Linked DNA regions of Homo sapiens: all the other regions are linked to region 3. A link is a loop called in an ENCODE intact Hi-C map of the cell type or tissue named here. Cell type or tissue: endothelial cell of umbilical vein. All regions are shown on one strand.

Region 1 (8,000 bases), 430 kb after region 3:
TAGGGTGTGCAGGCAAGAGGAGCAGAGAGGTCTTCACAATTATTCTGTCCCCATCATCTTTACATGGTTCCTACTTTTTTAAAAAAAGTCTGTATTACTTTATGAATAAGAGCCACTGTGGCTACACAAGAAGGAAAAGGAGGGGGAGAGGGAACGGGAGTTTTAAAGCCAGAACGTGAGATGAAAGCAGATTTCTCCCCCTCTCCCTTCTTAAAAAAAAAATGCATCCCAACCTTGTGGTCTCATCCACGGAAACATTTGAGAAGGAGACGAGCTCTGATTTAAGTGGTCTGGGTCCTCGCCAATATTACCACTGGACGATTTACAGTCAGGATATTGTACCAGCTCGGCCTCTTGCTGGGTCGTAAAAATCGGCTGTCTCTGTAAGTTATCGTATCCGTAAAACTTCGCGGGCTCCCCGTGACAGGCAATCCCGCCGCAGGGGGGAGGTGGCGGCGGAGGCGGAGGATGCGGAGGAGGAGGGGGGGCGGCCTGGTAGGCAGCGGCCGGGCTGCCCCCGCCGGGGTGGAAGTACTCCTGGCCCCGGCCTTCCCTACCGCCGCACCCAGTCCCGGAGGGCGGCGGGGACGGGTGCGGGTGCGCGTGCGCCTGCGGGGGCGCGTGCGGGAAGCCGGCGGCGCTGTTGCCATAGAGCTGCAGGGCTGCTGCGGCGGCGGCGTGACGGCCGCCGACCTCGGGCGCGAAGTGACAGTCGTAGTAAGTGGGATTGATGGCCTCGCCCGCCGCCGCCGCCGCCGCAGCCGCCGCCTTGTACTTGGAGTACAGCGGGTTCACGAAGTACGAACTCATTGGGGCGTCAGCGGCGGCGGCCCCGGGCGGGCGGGCGGCGCTAAGCAGCCAGAGAGCGAGCCTCGACTCGGCCGCACTGCCGCGGGGGCCTGTGGGGCGGCTGCTCTCGCCGCCGGGACCGCCGGGCTACGTCGCTGCTGCCGCCCGCCCGCGCTCGCGCGTCGCTTCTGAGGCCAGGCAGCCGCGGGCGCTCAGCTACTGGGCGCTCATGCCCGGCTCTTGCGCCCGCCGCCTCGGCTTCGCGCCGCCTCCCTCGCGGGTCGCGGGGCCTCGCCCAGCCCCCGCGCGCCGCCGCCCTCCCGGCCTTTCCCGGCGCGCCCCGGCTCGGCCGCAATATAATCGCCGACGCCCCAGGCGACCTGCCCCGCTGCCTCCACTGTTTCCTCTCAGGCACCAGTGACTGAGCGCACCCGGACAAGAAAAAAGTGCGCTCGGCCCACGGGGACACTCTGGCCTCGGTTTACAAACCCCGGCTCTGGAGGGAAAAGAAAAAAAACACCCTCTGCCCGCCGCCACCTCTTACCGCGCCCCCCCCGCGCCCCCCTCCCGCCAATCTCGCCCCCGCCGCCGAGGCTGCCGACCCGGTGCGCACCGGCGAGGCATTTTCGCACCACAGCACTGCACGGAAAGTCAGCGTGACGGGGACGAGGAGCCCCGCGGAGGGATCCGCGCGCAGTTCAGTCGCTACGGCCGACGGACGGAGCGCCGCGCCCGGCCCGAGATGCCTCCGCCGGCCTTAAAGGGGGCCCATAAAGACGCACTGCCAAGGGCTCCGTGTGCCCCGGGGCCGCGGGAATGCGGATCGCAGCCGGCAGGGAGGGGCCGCGGCGGAGCCTTAGACTTGGGGGAGCCAAGGAGGCCACTCCCAGGAGGCTGCGGAGCAAATGACTGCCTCCCCGAGCCCCTGGCTGCAAAAGCAGAGGTTGCCCGTGGCTTTTGCAGCTCTGGACACGCGGGTGCAGCCCAGGGAACGTGGACAAGAGGTGTTGACGGACCGGACCGTGCATTTGAGTTGGGGCATATCGAAGTGGTTTAATTAAAAGCCGCGAGTGTGGCCCCAGATCCTGGCGTTATCAAAGCAAATCAAAGCCTTTCTTTTCCAGCCGAGCGGGCCCTGTGGAAATGAGATGTACATTTACCCTTGACGCACCGCAAGCCTGGCCGAGGCTCTCAGGTTAATTGATATTTAATGGAAATCATGCCCATGAATATAGTTTCCATCATTTCACCCTTGATAGACGTCAGCCCTGGGCGCAGGGGGAGGCTGAAGAATGCAGGAGGGGGCATTAGGCTTGCTGAGAGAGTAAATAGAAGAGCGGACAGAAACGTTCTGAGGCGGGAAAAAGGGCTCGCGCTGGGGAGGGTGACATTTCCTCGGGCAGGACGCGGCTCCCGGGTCTCAGCCCCGGCGCGCAGCGAACCAGGGCCGGCTGCGGTTCCCGGAGGAGTGCGGAGGGCAGACGACCGCAAGTTCCCCCCAGGAGCCTCCCAGCCGGCGTTCAGATCGCGCCGGTTCCAGGCAGCTGCAGGCGGCCCATCTTATGCTAACGATCCTACTTCCTCCGCCAAGCCTGTGAAATTACTGCCGAGAGAGCGCGCAGGCCTCAAAGTTACGAATTTTTCCCAAAGCAGAGAAAGAGAAGGCTCAGCCTAGTTTGTGAGCAGAGATGAAGAAAAGTTGCCCGAGTCATGTGGCCCAGTCGAGTGTGAATCGACAAAATATTCCCGATTTTAGCAGCTCTCTCCAAAGCTGTCTGGCTTTACCCTACCAACCGCCTCCCCACACACTTCCTTTCCCTCTCTGCTCCCGTTTCAATGTCCAATAAATGCAATGGTTCTCTGTTGTGTGTGTGTGTTTTCCCCTCTCCTGCTCGGCCTTTCTCGTGGGCTCTTTGGGTGACTGAGCCCCGTTTCCTTCGGGATAGGTACAATGTCGTGAGGGCGCCAGGCCCACAGCCTTGGAAATAGACCTCCAAGGCGCCCCTGCTCAAGCTAAACGCACCACGCCGGCTTTCCACACCAAATGCAAATTTCCGAAAACCCCAGACGGCCTCAGAGATGCTGCAGGCTGGCGAGCGATTTCAGCTACCCCTAGCTCCTTGTGGGTTGGCCCAGCCTGCGAGCGCGATCCTGACTTGTGTCCGGGTGGACTGAAATATCATTTTTACAAATGGAGAAAATGAGATCGAGATGGACAGACATAGCAAGGTGATAATGTCCGACTCAATTATTTCTACTGGGAATGACTGAAAGGTAAAGGAATCGTTAATGAATCTGGAGATGACAGAGGCATGCTTTATTTAATTTTTAAATTAGTAAGGAGTGCAGACTTGGGGTGGTGGAGAGCAAGGGTTTTTTTGTTGTTGTTGCTGTTTGTTTTTGTGGGGTTTTTTTTCTGCTGGTTATTGCCAAGTATAATGACTTTCTTTAAATCCGAAGGCGAACGAATTGATTCTGACAATTAAGGATTTGTCCTTCAATCTTGCAAATGCCCAATTAAAAGATTATTATTGTCAATAAAGCCTTGGAGCTACCTTTGTAATTGTGCCCCTTTTTTTCAGTTTGGCGTGTGTGTGTGTGTGTGTGTGTGTGTGTGTGTGTGTTTGAACCCTGGATAAATGAGTGGATTTTGGAATGGAATGGGGGGGGGGAAAATGAAAGAGCCTGGATCTCAACAATACCAGGCATCTTGTAGAACTGTGTGATTCCTCGGGGGAATAAAAGAAAAATGAACACTAGAAAATTCATTTATAGACATTCAGGCCAAATTTAGAAAACGTTACAACATTTCCTCTTGGGACAAAACAGTTTTTAACATTTATTTAAGCATTCCGTTTATAATATGAGTAGAAAAAGAGCGCGATTAACTTAGTAAGAAAAGATCTATGCTTTTTACAGCTTTCTGTTTTGATATAATACATTAATTTATCATGTTTTATAGTTTCAGCTGTGCCACAGTCCAAAGTTTCTGAAGCCATGATCGAGCCAAAATTTTATGCCCAGCAAACACAGAAATTAATAGTACACCTTGTTTATTTTTGGTTAAAATTATCCTAATTTCGGATTAAAAATAAGATTGTTAATATTTTTAATCAAAACCTTTCTCCGCCGCAATTCCAGCTTTACGAGATCAGAAAGTGGAGCAACAGCGCTCTCTAGTGGCCAAATGCCACCTCCAGTCCACTGAATTTAATTTTTATTCATCTCAAACCAATTCTAATCTCGTTCTTCAATTTGGGGCTTGGACTGCTGACACTAATAATGCTTCATTCCTGTGACTGTCAACAAGTCAAGAGCAGCAAGCAGGAGCTCCTGTATGCCTAGGATATTCTAATCAGTGCTCCCAACAGCTTCCAGTAGTGTCTTTTCCAAAAGCTTCCAGCCCTTCTTTTGCCAGACACCAAAAGTCCCCATGCTGTAACCGCCCAGCTGTGCCTTTTAAAACAATTATAGGACAGGCTAGATTTAACAAAACCTACAACTTTCTAAATATCAACTGCCAAGAGGCTTTTTATTTTCCAGAGGAACCAGACACTTTGGCAACCAAGAAATTACAGAAATCAAGTATTGTTATGTTTTTGTTTTTCTCTTACAGCTGTTACTTTTAGGATTAAATCATGAATATTTGCTACTTTAACACTGTAACTTTAATGCTTTGGGGCCCACTTAGGTGGCCGATTTTGGGGGGAATCGAAGCCAAATCAAAAGCTTTTTGCTGGATCTCTGAGTGGCTGTCTGGAAAGTCCCTTTGCGCTTCTGTTTGTTGGAATTTCTATGGACAATAAATGGGATTTTAAAAATATATATCAAAAGTCATTGAACTAAGCATTCCACTAGAATTTTTTTTAAAAGCAATGACTATTCAATTGGCTTAAGTGTTTCCTGTTAGGTTAATCTTTTTACTCATCTTCAAAACTGCTTTCCTCCAGTTTAGGTGTAACAATTGTATTTTTTTATAAGTGAATAGACATAAATTTCAACAACATTTTGCTTCAAAGTTTGGAGTGGAGGGCCAGAGATTCTTGTGAATAGGCATCTAACTTCATCTTTTCCCGCGAACCACACTTCTGGGAGACTCTCACCTGGGTAAATGACCTAAGATCACTAACCACCCTATCCCCAGATAACAGGCCAATTTTTTTGTTTGTTTGTTTCTAAAGAACCAGCTAAACCGTGGTCATAGTCAAAATATTGTAAAATGCCATCTCCTTAGGCTACTTCCATTACCTGGTTCATTTCAAAAATCAGAAATTCATTCACCTCTTCCTTCCTACCTCTTTCATGTTTACTTCCTAGGTGCTCACACCTCACCTGGGGGCTCCCATGCCCCTGCCTTCTTGGTCCAACGCAGTCTTGTTTATATTTTATTGTCTAGATTTTAAGACCCAGTTTTGTCTGCATTTTTCCTTTTCTCCCACAAACACAAACATCAAAATGAGATGGTTTCAAAGCAAAGCACTGGGCCTGTCGTAAACTCATTACCTCCAGACGTCTGGCCCGCTAGATGGCTTTATGACACCTCGGCTCTTCCTGTTTTCAAAGAGCCCTAGGTACCCAGCTGGCCACAGTGGCAGGGGTGCGCAGCACCTTCTGCCGGATCTGGGCCTTCCTTGGCTTTCCCTCCCAGCCCCCCTATGCTTTTTCTTCGCGTCCCCTCTTTCATTGGGATCCCCCAAGATCTCTGCCACCGCCCCCACCTTCCACCCAGCTCAGGCCACTTGGCAGTGCTGCCTCTTTGGCCTGCAAATGCTGTGCTCACCCAAACCCTCACTTACAATGACCTTCATTTTAGCCCCTGAATGCAGCCCTCAGAGGGCCAAGCTGGGGGCTAAACATACACAGAAGCTGGGTGGGGGGAAGGGGGCGGTGAAATGGAGGTGGCTGGGGAGGAGAGCCTTGACCATTTTGATCGCTAAGGTCACTTTGGGGCTTTGGTGGGGAGGAGCAGAAGCTCACAGCCTGACCAGCTGGGACCTCCCGGAGCCAGCTAGCCCCACCGAGCTGGGACAGTTGCTCCAGAGTGTAGAGTTGGCCTTTCCCTTGTTTGGAGAGGGGTTTGGCATCTGGGGCTTCAGGAGCCCAGGGAAGGTTAGGGTGCTGTGTACCCAAGCCCCAGCCTGAAAGTGCCTGGCTTCTGGGGCCTGCTGGCTCTTCTGGGCGCTTCTGCAAGGCTAACACTGGGCCCAAGCACAGAGTTCGTGGAGGACCTTGAACCAGGCTTGGGGAGGCACCAATGTCCCCCCACAGGGTCTGTGCTGCTGCATCTGCCTACACAAAGGGATGTGAGGCAGAGAAGGCAGAGACACATCAGAGAGATCTGTCAGGTGGAAGGGCCCTGAATTTTTAACAATGTCTCACTCCCAGGGGTAGAGGAGAAATATCCTGAGTGTGATATTTTGCAGAGAGGCAGAGAAAGCAGGCACACAATGTTTAGGGCCAGCGTCTGGGCTCCATTTGATCAGGTCAGCATTTATTAGTAGGAAGCAGTAACATTTACAACTGGTCCTCGGGCAGGAACCGGGAGGGCCACCACCCGCGGCCGCCCACGCGAGCCCAGCCTTCAGGGGAGAGAGCAGCGCGTCCAATGCACTGAGGACAAACCCCAACCCGCCCGAGGCCCTGGGCTCCTCTAAGCCTCACTGGAGATCTCCACCGAGGTCCCGCGTGCTCCCTGAGGAAAGGGGGCTTTCGCAACTGGTGGGCAACCCCGCCGGGCTTCACCGTGGGCTAGCAGCCGGGGTGTCCGCACTGTTGTCGCTCTGCCTTCATTCTTGGAATTGGGGCGCACTTGGCCCCTGTTTGGGCAGTGCTGGGGGTGAGGGGACTAAACTACAGCACTTTTCAGAAACATGGGGGACATTTACACAAGAGAGGGCTCCCCAAGCCAGCTTGCACTCACAAAATATAGCATTTCTTAAGGAACCAATGGAGCAGGAAAGAGAGGGAGTGGGATAGGGCGAAACCCCAAAGCCACTTGGTTTTTCCAACACGTAAACGAGCAAATACAGAGTCCCCCAAATACCTCAGAGACCAACCACACAGTCACTTCTATCTAAAAAGAAAAAAAAAAAGAAGAAGAAGTCCAAGTCGCTGGAGAGTTTCTGGAAATCAAGCACCAAACACCCACAAAGGAAAACAGCAACAACAACAAATCCGCTGCCCTTGAGCGCTCCCGCCAGCACCGCGCCGGGTCAGTCTCCTTTGGGGCATTTCTCCTTGCTCATCTTTTTCATTTTCATCCTACGGTTCTGAAACCAGATTTTGACCTGTCTCTCTGTTAGGTTGAGAATCCTGGCCACCTCGTAGCGCCGGTCCCGGGTGAGGTACATGTTGAAGAGGAATTCTTTCTCCAGCTCAAGCGTCTGGTATTTGGTGTAGGGACAGCGCTTTTTCCGGGTGGAGCGAGCGTGGATCCAGTTCGCGGCGGGGTTGTCTACAAAGAGGGAGGTTTGGAGACGGGGAGAGAGGAGAGGAGGGGAGGCAGGGAGAGACCACAGGGTGGGGAAGAGAGGTCGTTAAATTAATTTCACCAAGGATGGTCGCTTTTCACAACTTGTGGGGAATTATCATAAAAAGCCTTAATGCTCGCGCTCTGTTTACCGTACTAACTGAGCGCCCAGGGTAGGTGGTTATGGGAAGCTCTTTTTATGGATGCATGTTGTTCGCCTAGGCTTGGGTAGGCGTCTAGACGTTTTTATAGGTTAGTAAAACTATCAGTTTTGCACATTCGAGCCTTACAGGTTTCAGCAATAAATCAGGGGGCAATTTCTTTTGCACTTACTTGGGTCAAGTTGCTGCTGCTGCGGCTGCGAATGCTGCTTCTCCTCCTCCTTCAGCGAACAGCCTGGGATCGGGTGGTCGCTGCAAGCTGAGGGCTCCGACGAGCCGCCCGTCCCAGTCGCGGCCCCGATCCCTGCCCCAGGCCCGGTTCCCCCCGTCGCCGCTGCCGCCTTCTCCTGCAGGAACGAGTTGCACGAGAACTCGGGGCCGCTGCTCCCCTGGGACTCCCGGGCCACGGAGCACTCAGTCCGTTTGGAGGAGGAGGATAAGGAAGTGGAGGAGGAGGAGGTGGTGGAGGCGGCCGTGGCGGGGGCCGGGGCCGCTCGGGTTTCAGGCTTAATCCCGTAGTGGCGCCCGTTGGCTGGGCCGCTGGGGCCAGGGCTGGGACCGCGGCCCGGACCGCCGCCTCC
Region 2 (8,000 bases), 98 kb after region 3:
GCAGAGAGGTCTTAAATGGGGTGCCCAAAGTCACCCATACTCATGAGTGCAGGAACCAGGTCTCAAGCGCAAGCTCTCTGGCAGACCCCATGGCCAGGCTCAACACCGCAGTCCCTCCCTATGCTATCAAGCATTTGATCCAGATACAGATCCCATCACAAAGGAGCTCTCAGGCTCACCACTCTTCTTACTGCATTTTCTCAGTACAAAATCTGAGGTTCATGCATTACTTTGTTTTCCAGGGACAACAATGGAATCCTTGTCTTTCCAATCTTATAAAGAATATGGAAATCCCTCACGTCTTACATGGGAGCTCTTCAGATTCCAAGATTCCATCACTCCTCAACACTTCTCCTGCCTCTCTCACCTGGATGATTGCATTACCCTCCCAACTAGTTCCGCCAACCCCCCACCCGACCCCACTGCTTCTTCCCCCTACAGTTCATTCTTAGCCAAACAGATTCTTTTAAAACTAAGCCAAGTTGTGTTACCACAGTGCTCAAAACTCTCCAGGTTACCCAGAAAATCAAAACCACAAGGAGATACAACTTCACACTCACTGGGATGGCTATAATCGAAAAGACAGATAATAACACATGTTGGTCAGGATGCGATGAAATTGGGACCCTCATACACTGCTGGTGGGAACGTAAAATGGTGCAGCTGTTTTGAAAAATAATCTGGCAGTTTCTCCAATGGTTAAACATTTCTATTCCTCACCTAAGAGAGGAATTTCTGGCTAGTTGACTTGATATCCCCCAGGTAGCTTTCCTACAATAACCCTGTGGGGGCTTGACTCAACACTTCTACTCCTAAGTGAGAAACAGAAATGAAAACATATTTCCTCACCAAAACTTGTACCTGAATGTTCATAGGAGTATTATTCATAATTGCTACAAAGTGGAAACAACCCAAATACCTATTAACCGATGAATAAATTAAAAATGGTATATACAGTGGAATATTAGCCAGTAATGAAAAGAAATGCAGTATTAATACATGCTACAACACTGCTGAATCTGAAAACACAGCCCAAAAGAAGCCAGTCACCAAAAATCACATTTTATGTGAGTCCATTTATACGAAATGTCCAGAATAGGCAAATCCATAGAGAAAGAAGGCAGATTAATAGATGTCTAGCACAGAGGGACTTGAGGGTAAGTGGGGAATGGCTGTGGAATTTCTCGTTGGGGTGATGAACATATTCTAAAATTGATTGTTGTGATGGGCTCACAATTCCGTGAATATATTAAAAGCCATCAAACTGTACACTTTATATGGGTGAATTGTATGGTATATGAATTGTATCTCAATAAACCTGTTATTTGATAACAACAAAATCCTCTAGGGCCAAGCACAGAAGCTAGCACGAAGTAGGTGTTCAATAAATATTTGTTGGATAATGAGTGAATGGGGGGATTCAGTCGCAGATTAAATTAATAACATGGAGTAAGCGAGCAGAATTCAGACATGTATCTCAGGTGTGGACTCACTCATATTGTTCCTTGGGAAGCCTTTATGGAAATCTCAGAATCTGGTTGTGTAGTGCAGTCTCCTCCAGGGCCTGCCCTTCCCCCTTTGCCCCATTCATGTCACCTGAATTACCTGTTCTCCGGGAGGACAGAGGACACAGCTGCATCCCCACAACCCCCCAGCACAATTTTTGGTGTTCAATGAACACTTGGAAACTCAGTGCCTGTGTGAGAAACCAATTCAATATTTAATTACATCCATTGTATTTACTAAAAAGCTACTTTATGCCAGGGCAACATATTGGGTGCTATGGGGAATATAAAAAGGTTAACAGGCTTCTGAAATTGTTTGACATGTTATTATAAACATGTACCACTTTTGTAATACAAAAATAAGTAATAGTTTTTAAAAGTTCTAAGTCCTCATCTCCTGAATATTTAAAAGAAAAAAAGTGGTTACTAACTCAGAAAGTCTGCCATCAATAGCTGATAACCACAGATTTCAACATAAATAATTTGGATGCAAGCCATGATGAGCTAAGTGAGTGAATGGAGTGTATCAAAAGTGAATGTGCTTCCAAGTCTGAACCTTGGCTCAGCCTCGTATGAACTATAATTTCAGACAGGCTGCTGGGCTAGTTGGAACCTCAGTTTCCTCATCTGTAACATAGGAACCTTGATACAGCTGTCTACTTTATAGGACTGTTGTGAATATAAAATGAGATCATCAATGTAAAATTCTGCAAATTATCAGTGGCAATATTAGGAGTGGTATACAGAGGAAGAGGTGGTTTCTACAGAGATCTGGAAAGCAGGTGGCCTTTGGTCTAGGGCTTCAGGGAGGTTGTGGTTAATTCCATGGTCTCTGGAGTCAGACTACTCAGGGTTCTAATCCTGGAGTGGCCCCTTATTTGCTTTGGGAATTTGGGCAAGTTACTTCTCATCTGGCTCATTTTCTTTCACTGCTCAATAGGGGAAATTAAAAGCACCTACTTTATAGGGATGTGGTGAGAACTGAGTGAGAAGTTGGATTGTTGTGCTGGTTTAGTAGATAGTAAGCCCTCCATCAAGGGCAGCTGTTACTCAGGTCCTCCTTTTTAAGAGTGACCTGGGCCAAGCACTTTTCGAATGGCTAAAAAGATAAGGATCAAAACAACCTTCTAAACACCACAGTGCCCTGTGAAAAAATTGTCAGCCTCTTAATAATAGTTCATTGTGATCACTCATCCTACAACTATCTTCTGAAGCCTATCACAGTTACTGAAGCCAAAGTTTTCCTTTATGTAGCTGGTTTGAGATACCTTGTGAATGGCTTTAGAAAGCTCTCGAGCAATTTGGCAGTCCCTGTGTTTCCCTGCAATGGGCTATTGGAAACTCCACTAGAAAGCTGATCATCATTGAATACATTGGTGTCTTCCATAAGAATGATGTCAAAGATGGGGACAGTACTGCTATCTGTCCAGACTCAACAGGACACTAAAGATGGGCTAGGTTCCAGAAGAAGAGGAAACCAATAGGTTCTGTGCATGAAGAACCTACATGTGGCCTCATCTTAGTTAGAGAGGGTTTGGTTCACCATTTCACCTCCCCCCCACCCAACTCGTTTCCATTATATATTCCTGTATTAATGAAATTATGTACTTATTACCCATTTCCTTGGTACTCAAACTGTAGTGTGTATCAGAATAACCCAGAGAGCTTGTACAAACACAGATTCCTGGGCCGTATACTAAAGTTTCTTCCTCAGTATGTCTGGGATGGGGCACATTTCCATCAGTTTCCCAGGTGACATGATGCTGCTAGTCTACGGAACACAGAGAATCAGTTACCTATCCTAACAGCTGCTTAGGGGAAAATTTTTGTTTAAGGTTGCCTTTCCCTTTAAAACAACTGTGACAGTAGTAGAGCCTTTCAGATAATGTGTGACGCACGCAGCTTGGGAAGTTTCTAAGGGTGGACCTTCTGAGAGGCACTGATTCAGGAGCTGATCAATTGCAGCTGCTCTGATGAAATATCCTATAATCAGTGACTGCTTGTCTTCACAGACCTCCCTTAGCACAAAAGGTTCCCAGACCAGCTGCAGGCTCCCAGCTTCCTGGAGCAGAGCTGCAGCTGGACCTACTTCCCTCTATCCAGGGGACTTGTGGGTGTGTTAAGGGCCTGAGCAGCCTGGCCTCAAGGGTGGACTTCCTCCCCACTTCCTCCCACCTCCTGACGTCAGCCCTCCTGCCAGAACCAGCCTACACTGTCTGGAGGGCAACTGCTGAAGGTTTGGTTGCCATGGCAACTGATCCTCTATCCACTGAGGGGTAGAGGAACCCTGGTGTGTGATTTGATGGGTGGGCTCCACCATTTCCATTTCTCCAGATGAAAGTATTTCATCACTAGAAACTCCTTTTGCAGTAAGCACTTTTCCATCCACGAATCCCGTCTTACAATCCAAACAGTCCTTAGGAGGAATGTGAATTCTTTCATCAAATGGAGCCTGGTACCAGCCTCAGAGGAGAAATTGCCAGACCTCATCCACGAAGAGAGGCTGACAGCAGCAATGCTACCTCCTTAACAATTGCACCAAAGTCCTGCTGTGAGGTACTTGCTGAGGGTGGAGAGTGACTGCCACCACAACAAACTGAGGTTGAGACCAATAGCTCTCCCTACAGATGGTGACATTTTTTAAAATCTCATGATTAAAAAGCTGAAGACTAGGGATGATCGCCAAACACCTGACCAGTCTGCCATCGTGATGAATAAATGTCCTTTGAGATTGGAATCCTACTGAACAGCACACTTTGTTGATGTTTCAGGACAAATGCACCTTCATGTTTTATTTTATATTTTATTTTGCTGTCAGCTATTTTAAGATCTTGAATCAGGTTACACATAAAAGAACTAGAGCCAGGATGTTTGGGAAATTAACAGATGATATTTAGCAAACATTTTGACGGGTCATAAAGAAACATCTGGGAGAGATGTCTGGGACCACGAGTTGTGTGCTGGGGGAAGGAGGCCCCTCTCCAGCAGCTGCATTAGGTTTCTGGGCTGAGCTGAGCTAAATCTTCAGAACGGATGACCGTGCAGTTCAAAGAGTCCCCAGCAGGGGGCACCCTTTTGCAGTAAACTCTCTCGGTTTTATAGCTTTGCTCTGCAGCAGCCGACCTTACAGATAATTGATATTTTGATTTCTCTAACCCTCTGCTTCCTCCTTCAAAGCAGACACTCCCCTCTAGGAAGCCTTCCTCCCACCTCTTATGAAAATGGACATTTTGATGAGTAGTGGTTCTTATAGCAAGGATTAAAAGCAAAATCTGAGGAAAGATGACTGTCAAGGAAATTAAATATAGATTATGAAGAAGGTTGAATACATGCCCACAAAAGTTTCAAGATAGGCTTGCCTGATTTTCATGATCAACTCAAAGGGCACAAGACATTTCTAGACTGTCTCATAAAAGCCTGCATCAATAATGCATATGTGTATCAGTATAAAACTGGCCTCCAGTTATTTAATTTCTCAAGGGTCAACTGTGTTCCTTGGCAACTTAAGCCTGTGTGGAAAGCACCTCATGTTCCCCTGGCAGTGCATAAATAATTATAATAAATAATCCACTCATTAGCTGAAATAATTAACCCTGTTTTAGACAATCCAAAAACATCTTGGAAGCAAATAATTCAGAAGTGGACAACAGTGTTCTCCTCTCAAAACCAAGATCCAGTATCACCAGCCATTGTTATTTAAACATTTTAAGAGACCTATTACTTTTGTTTTTTGAATAAACTTAGACAGTTTAGCTCATTACTCTCACACTTCACAGCTCCGTAGACACATGTGGGTAATATTCTCATTTTAAACTTGTGATAGATTTTGTAATTTGATAGTTTTTTTTTCATTTTCTTTTAAATATCTTTCTTGCAGGAGTTATTCTCTAGCAAGAGTTCACTATTCACCCTATTCTCTTTGCAGCCTGAGCCATGTTTTAAAAGCCAGTTCACTTATTAATCAAACTCCTATAGAACTTAGGTGGTATCTGTCACTGTTCTAGGCATTCTTGAAATTTTAAGTCCTTTAAACCTCATAACGTGGATACTACTCTTATGTGTTGTCACAGAGAGGTAATTGAGGCACAGAGAAATTAAGTAACTTGCCAGAATATGCAATAAACAGCACATAAACAAGTCAAGATTTGAACCCAGCCTGTCTGAAACCAAAGTCCAAGTATTAAATCAACATGTTACGTTATCTCTTAGTAGAGAAGGGGCAATAGTTGTATACAAACTCAGCTAGTGAGTGGCTATTTTAATGAAATGTGAAGACCTTTGGAAGGTATCTAGTCTAGTCCTTGGCACATAGTACATGTTCAATAAAAATTGGTACTGGGTGAGGAGGACTGATATATGTACACATATATATTGACCTATATTCATTTAGGGAAGTGGTTGGGAGCACTTGGTTATGCAGAAGTAGGATATTTCCAGCTCTTTCCATCACTATCTGTGTGGCCTTACTAAACCAACTCAATCACACTAATATCCATTTCCCCATCAGGAGATAATACCAGTAGATGCTACCTCACAGAGGTGAAGTGAGGATAAATGAAATAAGGCACACAAAAAACTTAGCACGGTGACTGGCATAGGGTAAAAGGTTATGATTCTTCCCTTTGGTTTCATTTAAACCCAGTTTTATTTAAAGACTTAGTGTATAGTATCATATAAGAGCAAATATTTATTCAAACATTCCCCCAAAAAGCAAGTTCAGCTATTTTTGGAGAGACACAGAAGCCTTTGGTAATCAACATTGATTGAGGGTTTTGAAAGGAAAAAACATTAACAGCACTATTAGAAAATCAGTTATGGGCTGAAATTTGCAAGGTTTATGGAGCTTCAAGTTCAATACTCCTCTGTCCCCAATACTTTATAATATGTGCCAGAGAAAACTGGAAATTCTACCCTTGACAGCCCAGACGATAAAGAAATCACAGAGGAGAAACAGATTGGCCATGCTTAGGGCAACAGAAGGGGAAAGCAGGCCTGACCCCCTCCTTCCCTCTCCTTGCTCCATCTCTCACCCCCATGCCATCACCTCTTCTCATTTCCTTCTCACTTCCTCTGGCCTGACTCCTCCTTACCACACCTTCTCCTGGAGCAGCTGTTGAATGGTGAAAGAGCACAGTGAGCTGCCTTTGCTGCCAGTGGCTGTGACAAGGCCCAGGTGGCCTCAGTGAATGATCAGGGTGGTCATGGCCTGACATGGATGGAGAGTGATTTTCCTCAGTCCACTATAGATGCGTAAGGGCCATTTTGGACCACTGCATGACACCTGATTAATGACTCCATATCAGTCCAGGGTAGCATTTTTCCAGTGGTCACATGCATGGCTGGGAAGTAGTATTTATGTGCCATCTTCCTGGGATTCTCGTGGACTCCATAGGCAATTTGAAGATAAGATTTTTTTTTTAAAGAGTCTTGCTCTGTCACCCAGGCTGGAGTGCAGTGGTACGATCTCGGCTCACTGCAGCCACCATCTCCCGGGTTCAAGTGATTCTCCTGCCTCAGCATCCCGAGTAGCTGGGATTACAGGCACCTGCCACCACGCCCAGCTAATTTTTGTGTTTTCAGTAGAGACGGGGTTTCACCATGTTAGCCAGGCTGGTCTTGAACTCCTGACCTCATATGATCCGCCTGCCTCGGCTTCCCAAAGTGCTAAGATTACAAGCGTGAGTCACCGTGCCTGGCCAAGATTTTAATATTGCTTTTTTTTTTGTTTGTTTGTTTTGCCACTTCTTGATGGTTTCTTTTACACCCAAAAAGAACTTTTCACTGATAAGGATTATGTGATGGCATAATTCTAAAATACAGAAAGAAAAAGAAAGAATCCAGAGACCTTGGTGCTGGGAAGAGGGGCCAGGCAGAGCCTTGGAAGTGGTGAGAAATACCAGGATCTCTCATGACCCACAAACAAGCCTGGAGACTGCTCCATGGTGTGTCTCCATATTTGTACATCCTGGGGAGCCCAAAGGACAGTTGGGGTCTTTTTATCAAAAACAGTAGGAAATAAATCCCAAAGAGATTTTACTATATAATCATATGTTTGCTGACATATTTCAAGCTCCCTTTACATGCCCAACACTGGGCTAGGAGCAACAGAGAGAAATAAGGCATAGTTCTTGCCTTCAAGGGACTTGCAGTCTGGTGGAGCGGAGGTCAAGGAGACCAGCCTTCACACACAGGATGCTGTGGACACCAGAGGGGAGTGCAGGGAGGGGAGCCTAACTTAGCTGAGGCTGTCTTGCAGAAAGCTTTGCGAGCCACCTGATCCTTAACAAACCTAGAAAGGAGGTTCTAGGCATCAGGAACTGCACCAAAGCATACAAGCACATGGAACAAATAGATACTGCAAGAAGCAAAGCTTACTCATGGGGAAATCATGAGAGATGATTCAAAGGTGGACAAGAGCCAGACTGTGAGTGGCCATGCTAAAGAATGAGAATTATAGGCCGGTCACAGTGGCTCACACCTGTAATCCCAGCACTT
Region 3 (8,000 bases):
ATGTTTTGTTCCCTGCAATTTCCCCAATACCTAGCATAGTACCTGGCACATAGCATGTGCTCATTTAACATATATTGACTGACTGAATGAACTAATCATAGAATCAATTAAAATGTTTAACTCTGGAAATGGACATTCCCCATTCTTAAAACATGGAGTCTTTTATTCCATCTTTACACACTTAAATTTCAAGCACGTTTTTGGAAATGCATTATGTCCAAAAGTAGGGTACTGCCAGTATTACTACTTAAAAGTAAGTGCTAAATTTTAGTAGATTTAGCACATTGAAATAATTATTTCAAATTATGCACCTCAGGACATCATGGAGACCTGTACAGCAGCAGTCCCCAGCCTTTTTGGCACCAGGGACTGGTTTCCTGGAAGCCAATTTTTCCACAGATGTTGGGGGGATGGTTTTGGGATGAAACGGTTCCACCTCAGGTCATCGGGCATTAGTTAGATTCTCACAAAAAGCTTGCAACCTATATCCCTCCCATGTGCAGTTCACAACAGGGTTCGTGCTCCTATGAGAATCTAATGCTGCCACAGATCTGACAGGAGGTATGGCTCAGGCGGGAATGCCTGGGACTCCTCTCTATCGGGAGCCTGGAAGTGAGGTGGAGGAAGCGGGGACCACAGCTGGCTGTGCAGCATAGCCAGTGGGTAATCAATGCAGGCTTTCCTGTGAAGGGACCAGGGTAGGCTGAGTAGAGCCTTACCCAGTGAACAATGGCCCTGAGATCCTATGTGAGGGAGAACCACCATTTCAAAGTTGTGAAAGACTATTTCTCTTTTGCATGTAGAACAAACCATATATCTGAAGGTTTTTTCCTAATATATACATATATACTATTGGCGTAGTGTCTCACTTGCCCTTGACTACAAAGTGTTTTCCTGTATTTTCAGTTTTCTCTAGAAATTTCCTGAATGATATCTAAGAAAATTTCTGTATTTAGATAGCAAACTTAGGAGGACACATAAGACCCAAGAAGGCCAACTGACTTGCCAAGATCACACAGCTGGAAAGAGACATATTTACATCAGGAATTTAGCATCACAATTTCCTCACGAGTGAGATTTCTGCTCAACAGACACGTTGCATTAGAATGATACCATGTATTAGCACATCATTTACTAATAAATACATTTCATTAGACGTTCAAGATTGAGAGTGACTTCCAGAGGAAAGTCTTATGTAGACCTTACAGGGCACATTTATAAGAATACATAGTTCTAAAGCATTCATTTTGAGACAGAAGTCTATTTTAAGTCATGTGGAGCATTTCTAATTAACTTTTATCACCTACCCAATATTTAGAAGCTGATACCATAAAGAAACTTTTTAACACTTGCTTTATAAAGATAACACTGAAAAGGACTTGGCCATCTGCTGAGCCTCTTTTTCTTCATATGGGAAACCTAAGACACTCAAAGTTCACATCATATCACAAGTGAGTTCGTGCCAAAGTCAACACTAGGGCACATCTCTGACTCCCAGTCCAATGTTCTTCTAGGTATCTCCTCCTGTCAGATTGCCTGCTTGGACAGATGAAAACAATCATTAAACTGCCTTTCAGTTTTCCTTACTTCGGAGTAGCTAATTCAAATCACATTGATAATCTGTATTACCCAATATGGTGTGACTTTTCAGATATTCAAGTATTGAAGAAGTAAATTGTCTAAGAAAAACCTAGCAAGGAGGGTTGAAAAGAGCGGAAGTGACTTGTGCCAAGCCTCTCAACTGGAACTGGTCCTGTCCTTGGGACTCTAGAGAGTGAGCCTGGCCTTGGCTGTCTGAGGTTCCCAGAAGAAGACCGGACCTTGAGATCTGAGGATTGGTGCTGAGCAGTGCACTTTGTCAGCACCTGTAATTCCTTCATCACCCAGCTCAGTGCCCAATAATATTTGTTGATTTAAATCTGTATCAAATACAAAACAGAGTTGGAAAAAACTCTATCTGGTGTGTTAGAGCAGGGGTCCCCAGCCTCGGAGCTGCGGACCGTCCCGTTAGGAAGTAGACCGCACAGCAGGAGGTGAGCGGCAGGTAAGTGAGCTTTACCACCTGAGCTCCGCCTCCTGTCAGATCTGCAGCGGCATTGGATTCTCACAGGAGCGCGAACCCTATTGTGAACTGCGCATGCGAGGGATCTAGGTTGTGCGCTCCTGTGAGAATCTAACTAATAATGCCTGATGATCTGAGGTGAAACAGTTTCATCCCAAACCATCTCCCCCATCCATGGAAGAATTGTTTTCCATGAAACCAATCCCTGGTGCCAAAAAGGTTGGGGACCACTGTGTTAAAGGGCAAGACATTAGATGAGTTATCATTCTTCTTTTATTAATTCTCCCCTGTTGTCCTTTTAAATTAATGTAGTTGTTAAAAAAATAAGTAGTATCTACTGCATAAGCAATTAACACAAGGCAGACCCATAGAGTTCAGTAAATGTGTGTGACGATGATGACATATACATGCCTTCTTTCTGCCGCAGACAAGGTGCCTGGGCTCAAGCATATATTTCAATATTATAAAGGGGTAGCAGAAGGTATCTTTGTGGCGATGAACCAATTTTTTACCTTGTTTGTAGTGGTGGTTCATGCATCTACACGTGATAAATTGCATAGAACTATGCACACATACAAATGCATACAAGTAAACGGGTGAAATCTACATAAATTCCACAAATTGTACCAATGTCAATTTCCTGGTTTTGACGTTGTATCACAGTTATGTAAGATGTTACCATTGTGGGAAACTGGGTGAAGGGTACACAGGGCTTTTCTGTACTATTTTGTAATTTCTTGTGACTCTATAATTATTTAAAAATTAAAAGAAGATTCAAGGTTTTTCTTTTTTAACCACTAAAAGATTTCATTAAAAATATAAATGTTTTTGCTTCCTCACTTACCGAAAAAAAAATTCTTAAAATAAAAATTTTCACCTGTTTCTGGAGACTACATCACTAAAGTGGAAACCATTTTTTGCCAGTAAATGTGGTTCCAAGAATTTGAGACGGATTATGCAAATGACTGATTTGTACTATCATACATTTTTAAATACTTTAAACATAACAATTATAGGTGTTGAAACTTAAAACATTGATGAACAGCTGTTAACTTTTAAAATTATAATAAAATTAAAGTGGCCATCATTAAAGAAAGGAAAACCAAGCACTCGTCTATAGAAACTATTTTTTAAGATACAAAGCTCCAATATGTTCTTAAGAAAAAAAATGCACTTGCCTCTTCTCCCAAGTAATATATTTTAGCTTCTCATTATGAATAATCCATCTTTCTCTATGTTCATGGAAGGAGTAAAGCTCAGTCTTTATTTGCTTCTACAGGAAATTTTATTTTCTGTAGAAAGCTAGTCAATTCAGAATAAAGGGACTAATTTATATTTGACCACTAGGTGTCACTGTTGATGGTGGCGTGGGCGATAAGGAGGGGGAGGGGAATTGAAAGCAAGCTCAGGGGATTTGGGGGGTTGAGTTTGTTGTTGCTGTTGTTTTTAAACATAAAATGCTCACATCATTGCCATTCTCCCTCTCTAGGTACGGCAGGGTGGTAGGAAGGAAAGAGAGAAGTATGAAGACACAGCTTTGGCAGTGTTTCCGTAATGACTGGCCCTCAGACCACCCTAGCAGATTGCTGACTGCCGAGCCACAATCCCAACAGAAATTGACTCTTCAAGTCCATTTTAATCATTCCCTAACCACCTCGCGGGAAAACAGAAAAACGTCAATGACTCCACGTTGGGAAAGCGAGGCTCTCCTCGGCCATGCCTGCCTAGTGCTGAAGAAATCAGATGAATAATTTATATCACAAAGCAGTGTGCAGGGTCAGCTCGTGTGTGAAGGGGCTCTGAGTGAGGAGCTCTGGGCGCACGTCAGAAACATCATCTATGAGGCCAATAAACAAATCCAGGCGGAAGAGCCTCAGGAAGTGGAATGGGAATTTTTTGTCAGCAAAGATCAGTGAAGTCCAATTTAATTCTGGACTTGGCTGTATGAAATGGGAACGTTTTCAAAGCCCGTGGAAAATCAAACAATGAAAAAGAGATTTTCCTGATGTACTTGGCACAGACTCCAAGGATAGCAAGACGGGCAGTGCTGCCTGGACCCCGGAGGGAGATCGTCCTTATCTTCAGAACAGCCAGGGCCCGATGCCGAGCCTCACGGTCAGGGGTCGGTTCCCGTACCCAGTAGCATACCCAGGATCTGCAGGCGGGGCGGGGCTCGCTGGCAAAGCCCTGCAGAGGAGGCTGCCGTGTGCCCGTGCTATTTCAATCAAGCGTCTCTAGCTGGAGCTCTTATTCTTTCACTTTCCTAAGGGGGAGAAAGTTAAAGAAAACTAGGGAGTTGGAGTGGAAGGGAGTTTTGAGGAGAGAGCCTAAACAAGGGGTACTAACCCCCTTGTAAGCATCTAGAGGAGAATTTTAAAAAATGGAGGAAGGAGTTGAAATACATGGCCCAAAAGTTTTCATATTTGAAAATAGTTCCTTGCTCACTTATGTTATAAACTATTGCATCAAATGACCATTTCTAACCATTGTCTCATCAAATGAGACATTTCTCAGGGCAGGATTAGTAGTTTATACTTAACCACAATCATTGGAGGCAAGTTAGTGGGATAATCATGTAATAAATTAAAAAAATAAAAAACAGAAAAAGAGGTAAGCAACGAACATCGAGTGCCAACTACACGTCAGGTATTATCCTCAGTGTTTTCTGTGCATCAACTCATTTAATCTTCAAACAACGCTACAAAGCAGGCACTCATATTATTCCTATTAGAGATGAGAAAATGGAGAGAGAGAGAGGAGGTCAAATGGCTTGCCCACGGTCGCAGAGCCTGTAAGCGGCAGACTACCTCCAAGTCACTCAGCAGCAAACATAGGTCTAGAACTCAGAGCTCTGACCCTTACCACCCAGGCTCTCCTTATGGATCTTTTACCATCTTGTGCCCTGTGAAATGTCTACCAAGTTCAGATCCTAACCACTGAGAGCCATAAAATGTATGCACAACAGAATTTCTCTACTTGCTACATTCTGACAAAGTACTACACCAAAAGATGGAATGCAAACTAGGCTGTGAGGCCAGCCCTTGACAGGCATGCCTTTTGTGGCTCACAGCTTCAACTACTACCTCAGGCAAGCCCTTGAGACATCTCTCTGGACCAACTTCTCTTCATATAGCCACTTAGTCTCTGGTCAGAGTCAACTAGCTATATGAGACTATAGATCAAACATTCATTGTGATTTACACGAAATTAATTTCCAGAAAGTGTAAGTAATGGTACTTTGTATGAAAACACATATTTTCCAGGAATTTTTTATTGCCCATGACACACACACTAAGATTTTGCCAAAATAAGTTCAAGCCAGTTGTGTAACTGTACTCAAAATAGCTGAGGCTACATAAAATGTCTTTTGGGCACTGACTCAGGGGGAAAAAAAACAAATGTGCTCCTTAATAACCCTGGTAGCTGTACTGACTCTAACAGATAATTTTCTAGTCCAGCAACAGTATTGCAGTTTGTCATTAATAGATGTGAGGAATTTCTTTAGTTGGAATGAAGCCACAATTAGTAGATGTCCTTTACCCCTACACCTGCACCGCCCCTCCCCCTCCCCCCAAAAAGAAGCAGCCTCTGGAAATAAACCCAGAGGAAGTATTCACTCTGGAAAATAAATGCGAGTATCAAAGTACAGTCAAAGTTTTTGTGGAGGTTCTTATTGTATTTCTTTTAGGATAGACACTAAGCATGAACAATGGGATGATCTGTCAGACTTATCATTCCTGTTGCACTTCCAATGAGCCAGGATTATTTCCCTACCAATGATTTGCCTAGTGCATTAGGTAGGGCTTTCTAGAGAAACAAAACCAGTAGGATATATGTATAGTGTGTGTATATATATATATATGATGGGAATTGGCTCATGAAATTATGCAGACCCAGAAGACCCGTGATATGCCATCTGCAAGCTGGAAAACAAGGAAAGCCAGTGCTGTAATTAATTCTGAGTCCTAAGATGTCACTGAGGGATGGGGAATGGGAGGCACTTGTGTGAGTTTGAAGGCCCCATAACCAGGAGTTTGATGTCCAAGGGCAGGAGAAGATGGATGTTTCAGCTCAAAGAGAGAGAGGGAATTCATCCTTCCTCCATCTTTTTCTTCTATCTGGGCCCTCAAGAGATGGGACAATGCCAGCGCATATTGGTAAGGGTGAATCTTCTTTGCTCAGTCTACTGATTCAAATGCTAATCTCTTCTGGAAACACTCTCACAGACATACCCAGAAATAATGTTTTACCAGCTACCCAGGCACCCCTTAACCCAGTCAAGTTGACACATAAAATTAGCCATCACAACGAGGAAGTAAGGTTCACAACCAGAATTAAAAGGACTTTAGAATTAAACTGTCTTCAAGTGGCCAAAGAAACTTAACTTTCAAACTTCCCCTAAATTCTGATAAACTTTTGAAAAACGTTTTCTCTTTTATTTTGCCACATACATATCCAGATGCCAACACCACACTATTACCTGGGAAATGATGACAGAAAAGGAAAAATTAAAAATAAACACAAAATGTTTATTAAGATAATTATGATTGAATACAAAGTTTCAATAAATTAATTCTTCCGTATTCATGAAACCCAACTACAATAGACAACTGTCAATGTAAGGCAAGTCATTTTTCATTAGTGATTGTGCTTTATATTCATATTTTTAAGAAATATTATTGGACTCTGCTATGGACTGAAATGTGTCCCCCATCCCCAGTTCATAGGTTGAAGCCTTAACCCCCAATGTGACTGTATTTGGAGATAGGGCTTTTAAGAGGTAATTAAGGTTATATGAAGTCATAATGGGCCCCTAATATGATAGAAGTGGTGTCCTAAAGAAGAGGGAGAGATCTTTCTCTCTTTTTCCACACACATGTACCAAGGAAAGGCCATATGAGAATATAGCAAGAAGGTGGCTGTTTGAAAGCTAGGAAGAGAGCCCTCTAGAAACTGACCCTGCTGGATTTTAATATGGAATTTCCAGCCTCTAGAATTGTGAGAAAAATTCCTGTTGTTTAAGCTGCCCGGTCTATGGTAATTTGTTACGGCAGCCTGAGCTCCTCCTCCATCAAAGACATTACCAAGTGCCAGTCCACACTTGTGTTGGTTCAGATGCAGTCCCTGTCCTCTTGGAACTCATACTTTGGTTGAGATGACAGATATTAAACAATTGTAAAAATGACTATATATTTATCAGGTAAAACAAGTGAAGCTGACAAATCAACGGGTAAATTTGTAAGAGCATGACAGGATTCAGTTTAGTTTGAGGGGCCAAGGAAATAACACTTAACCGGAGCCTTAGAAGTGAGTGAACAATTAGCCAGATGATGAAAAGGACAGAAAGTTCTAGAGAGAGGAAACAGTATTTGCAAAGGTCCCATGGCAGGAAAGAGGATGATCATGTGGAAAGAACTGAAATAAGTGAGTGGAGTGAGAGCAAAGGGGGAAGGACACACTATAACCCATGTCTTTAAAGACACTAGGTCTTCTGTGTAGACAATACATGGAGGTGATGAAGAGTTCATGCAAAATACCAGCTAGGTGTTTATTGCTGTAGGCAGGTCACAGAAGGATGATGGCTTTGACTAGGGTGGTGCTTGTGAAATTTGGGAGAAGCATAAGACCCTAGGAGTATTTGGTAGATGGAAACAAAAGGACTTGATGGTTTCATGAATATGGGTAGAAGTGGTTACAGAGAAGATGGTGTTAGGATGATTCCTTGGTTTCTGGCATGAACGACTAGGGTCCGTTTGTGACATGCACAGAAATGGAAAGACTAACAAAAAAGCAGAATTGGGAGGTGAGTACCACTGTTTGGAATTGTTACTGCAATTGTTTCTGTTTATGAGGCTGATCTTGCAACTGTCTGAGACTATTTTCTAAGATGAGACTTAGGATATATTATCATAAACAACAAATTCAGTAGGTAATGAGG

The links. Hi-C counts contacts between places; a loop is a spot of excess contacts. Peaks named below come from ENCODE experiments on the same cell type or tissue, not always from the same donor. Only the 100,000 strongest peaks of a DNase experiment are listed, where the experiment ranks them.
Region 1: it touches region 3 in a loop (9-fold over the local background); 44 of 110 quality-filtered maps call a loop at or near these places.
Region 2: it touches region 3 in a loop (9-fold over the local background); 74 of 110 quality-filtered maps call a loop at or near these places.

Annotation. Positions count from the first base shown.
Region 1 is chr2:176,123,177-176,131,176 of GRCh38, reverse strand. HOXD9 (homeobox D9) reads right to left here. Exons shown (of 2, transcript NM_014213.4): 1 at 7,592-8,000; 2 at 6,240-7,243. The coding sequence ends at 7,002. HOXD8 (homeobox D8) reads right to left here and starts at 1,472. Exons shown (of 2, transcript NM_019558.4): 1 at 234-1,472. The coding sequence starts at 810. It overlaps LOC100129455 (a long non-coding RNA gene), which reads left to right and starts at 649. Exons shown (of 1, transcript NR_187615.1): 1 at 649-3,352. In endothelial cell of umbilical vein, a CTCF peak has its summit at 3,959 (motif pointing left); DNase peaks (open chromatin) are centred at 296, 1,606, 2,126, 3,956 and 2 weaker places; H3K4me3 peaks cover 3,313 bases; H3K27ac peaks cover 2,767 bases; H3K27me3 peaks cover 457 bases.
Region 2 is chr2:176,451,677-176,459,676 of GRCh38, reverse strand. No RefSeq gene overlaps it. Among named protein-coding and RNA genes, the nearest start is that of NRAL, 52 kb to the left of the region's middle. RefSeq lists silencers at 4,476-4,525, 4,442-4,736. In endothelial cell of umbilical vein, a CTCF peak has its summit at 4,546 (motif pointing right); a DNase peak (open chromatin) is centred at 4,566.
Region 3 is chr2:176,550,059-176,558,058 of GRCh38, reverse strand. No RefSeq gene overlaps it. Among named protein-coding and RNA genes, the nearest start is that of NRAL, 46 kb to the right of the region's middle. RefSeq lists a silencer at 1,904-2,198 and an enhancer at 3,284-3,578. In endothelial cell of umbilical vein, a CTCF peak has its summit at 3,424 (motif pointing right); DNase peaks (open chromatin) are centred at 3,618 and 4,138; H3K4me3 peaks cover 664 bases; H3K27ac peaks cover 1,088 bases.